Linked DNA regions of Mus musculus: region 2 is linked to region 1. Evidence: chromatin loops called from intact Hi-C (ENCODE). Cell type or tissue: left cerebral cortex. All regions are shown on one strand.

The links. A loop is a pair of places that touch in the nucleus more often than their neighbours do. Peaks named below come from ENCODE experiments on the same cell type or tissue, not always from the same donor. Only the 100,000 strongest peaks of a DNase experiment are listed, where the experiment ranks them.
Region 2: it touches region 1 in a loop (3-fold over the local background); 2 of 42 quality-filtered maps call a loop at or near these places.

What each region holds. Positions count from the first base shown.
Region 1 is chr10:20,975,002-20,977,501 of GRCm38, forward strand. Ahi1 (Abelson helper integration site 1) reads left to right here. Exons shown (of 24, transcript NM_026203.3): 10 at 1,996-2,119. Among named protein-coding and RNA genes, the nearest start is that of Ahi1, 24 kb to the left of the region's middle. In left cerebral cortex, a CTCF peak has its summit at 1,151 (motif pointing right); no DNase peak of the experiment used is centred here.
Region 2 is chr10:20,337,051-20,339,550 of GRCm38, forward strand. The region is part of intron 11 of Bclaf1 (BCL2-associated transcription factor 1); the gene reads left to right. Among named protein-coding and RNA genes, the nearest start is that of Mtfr2, 9.5 kb to the right of the region's middle. In left cerebral cortex, no CTCF peak of the experiment used is centred here; a DNase peak (open chromatin) is centred at 1,018.

The sequences.
Region 1 (2,500 bases):
GGTAAAGATCCTTTCCCAATCTGTTGGTGGTCTTTTTGTCTTATTGACAGTGTCTTTTGCCTTGCAGAAGCTTTGCAGTTTCATGAGGTCCCATTTGTCAATTCTCGATCTTACAGCACAAGCCATTGCTGTTCTATTCAGGAATTTTCCCCCTGCGCCCATATCTTCAAGGCTTTTCCCCACTTTCTCCTCTATAAGTTTCAGTGTCTCTGGTTTTATGTGAAGTTCCTTGGTCCACTTAGATTTGACCTTAGTACAAGGAGATAGGAATGGATCGATTCGCATTCTTCTACATGATAAAAGCAAGAAGGTAATCCCTCAACAAACCTAAAACAAGACAGCCACAAGAACAGAATGCCAACTTTAACAACAAAAATAATAGGAAGCAACAATTACTTTTCCTTAATATCTCTTACAATGGACTCAACTCCCCAATAAAAAGACATAGACTAACAGACTGGCTACAGAAACAGGACCCAACATTTTGCTGCTTACAGGAAACCCATCTCAGGGAAAAAGACAGACACTACCTCAGAATGAAAGGCTGGAAAACAATTTTCCAAGCAAATGGTCTGAAGAAACAAGCTGGAGTAGCCATTCTAATATGGAATAAAATCGATACCTGTGTGGGGAACCTAGATTCTCAGCAGTATTTTGAATCTGGTTTATATGTTGTGTTCTTTGAGTAAGCTTCTGATCCCCAGCTGGTGTCAACCCCTCAGGCAGCCACAGTGTCAAGTGATGCCACTGGCTGCTCAAATGCACACTGGAGTTGGGATGTTTGTCTGAAGCACACAAAGCCATGCTAAGTAAGCCTTGGATCTGACAGGTCATGAAATCGGGTCAAGTCTTTGGAACTGAAGTTTTCAGGGAGTCCAGAGCTCTAGTCCTATCCTGCCTCACTGAGTAGTTTCTGGACTCGTGAGTTTCACTGTTTGCAAGGTTGCGTGAGTGTGTAGGGAGGAGGAACTAGACAGTTGTGGCAATACAAAGCTGATGTCTGTACTGAGAGTCAGACCTTTTCTCAGGAAAGTGCTCCCCAGCAAGCGAGCATTGCCAGGTAATTCCCAGAGTTCTGTGGCCCTAAGGTTGGTTGCTCTTCCCTCTTATAGGTGGACTAGATTCCCAAAGTCCTCACTTGGTTAAAGCGCTGTTGATATTACCACTAGGTGGGAGTAGAGACTTGGCCCTGTTCTTATTAGCCATCCTACACAGTTTCTTTATTATTATTATTATATATTTTCTTCATTTACATTTCAAATGCTATCCTGAAAGTCCCCTATACCCTTCCCCTGCCCTGCGCCCCTACCCACCCACTCCCACTTCTTGGCCCTGGCATTCCCCTGTACTGGGGCATATAAAGTTTGCAAGATCAAGTGGCCTCTCTTCCCAATGATGCCCGACTAGGCCATCTTCTGATACATATGCAGCTAGAGACACGAGCTCTGGGGTACTGGTTAGTTCAGTTTCTTGAGCCCTAATACTGTTCACCATGCTCTGTCTGTCTGTCTATCTGTCAAGTTCACTCGCTGCACACCCCACTATGCTCTTCCTCACAATGGAACAGTTACATCCATCTCATTACATCCAGAACTTTTTAGAATTTGATTTTTTTAGAAGGAAATAATACCTTATTCATGAACCACCAACATGTAAGTTGTTAAGTACTTAAAATGAAGTACAATATAAATTTTTATTTATTTCTTGCTAATTATGAAAAGTGCTTTTGGGATTCTCACAATGTGAGCAACTGAGAGTACATTAAAGAATATTGTCAACATATAGCACATATAAAATGGTCTGTAAACTTAAAATTAAAGCAAATGAAAAACAGTTCTTGAGTGTATTTTGAAGTTGTGTTAATATTACAAATATTTTTGGCTTTAATTTTACAGATAGTACTTAATTTTTATCTAAATTACTATAAGTTGTGTGTTTATATATTTGTTGAATTAAAGACCTCTTAGAAATTTAATTTTTAAATATTTTTATTAGTATATGAAATTCCTTCTGGACGTTTTATGAGAGAATTGTGTGGCCACCTCAATATCATTTATGATCTCGACTGGTCAAAAGACGATCGCTATCTCGTTACTTCATCCTCTGACGGCACTGCCAGGTTAGTATATATTCAGGAAGAACTTACCGCAAATGCTGTTTGCCATCAAGGAAAGGTACGAGAATATAAAGAGACACATATGCCCCTGACATCATAGCTGTGCACCGTGCACACTGACAGGTTAACAACAGTAAAATTTATGGCAAGTCATATCTTTTATTTGTGTAATATGTATCATTTCTGGCTCTTGCTGTCTTTCAATGATTATATGTAAGCTGCTAATTAATATCTTGCAGAAGGTTAAATGTTTGAGGTTTGTCCTGTATGTATGTGAGGATTCTGTCTTCATTATAGGCTTGACATGGGGGCTTGAATCCATTGGTCAGAGTAAACCAAGTAGATACTCAGTTACACACCCTAGAGTGTTATAAATTGTAAATA
Region 2 (2,500 bases), 640 kb before region 1:
TCCCAGCATTCAGGCAGGAGGGTAGACCTAAGTTTGGGGTCTAACATGTGTTACACAATGACCCACTCTCAGACATGAAATAAGATAGTTTTTTTTAAATTTCCCTTTTGAGTTGAGGCCATTCTATTTTCACAGATGACCAGTAATTCAGTTACTGAGTAGTTTGACTGTTGAGCTAGTAAGAGTGGGATTCATATTTAATGCCATGCACTGCAGTCCAATCCGAATTTCTCATTTGTCATCTTCATCTTACCCTGATTAAATAATTACGAGTGTTTGTTACGTTCTTCAGTTTGTCATAAACCTTGGCTTTGTAGAAGGGAGGGTGTGATAATCAATAGGAAGGGTTCTAGGGAGATCCCAGTGTCAGGTAGATCCTGAGAGACCAATAGGAGGAGTTGGAACAAGTGAGAAATACGGAGTTGGCAAGTTGTCAGGACAAGGAAGGCAGTGGAAACACGTAGGGACTGATGACGACTCAAAATTTAGTTTTTAAAACTCTATACTTCGTTAATTAATTAATTAATTAATTGGAAGAGATTGAGACAGGATCTTAACTCTATAGACCAGGCTAACTTTGAAATGCAGATTCCTGTTGGCTGAATGTTGGCATTATAGGTTTGCATTCCTAGAAAAACTTGATTTAATTGTGTTAAGTGGAGAGAGATGGATGCTGGAGATCTTGAGTCCATTATAGATTTCTTTTTAAAAAGAAAAAAAGCCATTCTGACTGTTAGGTAAATATTTAACTGTCATCTGTGAAAAATTAATTCTGAAAACTAGGAGACTCAAATTTTGAATGTAAGAATTTGAAAATTAAGACTGTTTCCAGTGGCTGAGGGCACCTCAGTGGTTAGAACATTGGAATTTCTAAGAACCCCATACAAATGCTGGGTTTGTGGTCTGAGGGCCTATCTGTCTCCAGCGTCTCCAGTCACACCTTCCACAGGCATGTACATACCCCTGTATCGGCACCCGTACATATGCTCACACATGGAAATGGGAAAGAAGAAAAGTAGCATTTTTAGTATCCACCCACCGTTTCACATAGTTGCTGTTGGAATGAATGTACTCTGAAAGAAACAGCTTAGTCTCCTGGGGTTCTAGTTTCTTTTGTTTGTTTGTTTGTTTGTTATTCGAGACAGGGTTTCTCTGTAGCCCTGGCTGTCCTGGAACTCACTCTATAGACCTCCAGCTCCGAAATTCGCCTGCCTCTGCCTCCCAAGTGCTGGGATTAAAGGCCTGTGCCACCACCGCCCAGCTCTAGTTTCTTTTTACTTAAAATTTCAAATGAGTTTATATCTAAAAGTAATGACTAATCTGACTGGCAACCAGCCTTTTCCATTTCTATTCTAAGTTGCCTGATCTGGGAACTCATTTACTGCCATCGGGATTTGTGGGAAATAGATAGTGGTCAGTAAAGAGTTTCCGGGTTTTTTGTCTGTTTTCTCTGTTTTATAGGATAAGAAGAGATAGTCATAGTATACCTGCTTCTAAAGATTGGATGAGTGATTACAAGTATTCAGAGCAGCGTGTCACTGTACTTAGTAAGCACTGTAGACAAACCTAGTAAGCACTCTAGACTTAGTAAGTAAGGACTATAGACAAACGTTGAATCCTTGCTTGGTAGACCCTGGACCAAGTGCATTTTAGTGAATCTTTACTGTTCCTTCTAGGCTGTCTCTCTGGTTTCTGTTGAAGGTGTAATGGCAGGTCCTTTTTTCAGAACTTGTTTCCTTCTTGCTACACATTCAAAGATCATTAAAAGCAACATCAAACAAGGCTCTAAAAATGAGTGTTAGTGGCATAAGGGAGCATGAAACAATGTAACTGAGGAGATACCATTTGGAGTGGCTCTCTTGGGAAGTCTGTACTTTCTGTATAGTCTCAGAAGTCATTCTTTATGGAGTCATGCACAACCCCACCTACAGTCTTCATTGTTTGGTAAAAGTGTCAAAAGATACAAGATATTAACAGCTTGTATTAAAACTGTTCTTTCAAACAGCTTAATATCTGCACGTATAATTCTAATTTTTAAGTTATATAAGAAGTTAATCTATACAAATGCTGCTTATGCACAAAGGCATACTCTGTTTTGAAAACAGTCTTTGTGACACATTTTAAAAGATTTTAGTGAGTTGGGTAGTTGCTCAATTCAAGTACTTAAAAGCCCATGCAACATGACTTCTGTCTTGTGTTTGCTTCCTTGTAAAGGGCCATTGTTTGTTTCACTTTGTCTCATAGTGGGCAGATGTAGTCAGTTAATGTGATAGGACCTTTAGCCTTTTCTACTGGGTTTTGGAATGGGAATACTTTACATACTTTTCAGCTATGAAGATTGTTTTACTTAATAGAATAGTCTATAAGTTGGGGAGTAACTGTTTACATATATTTATTAAAAAATGCAGTTTGGGATGTACTAGCCTCACTGTAAAAGAAAACAGCCGAGATAAGTTGCCTCAAGCCTGTGCTGTTATGATTTACCATGGAAACGCCTCGC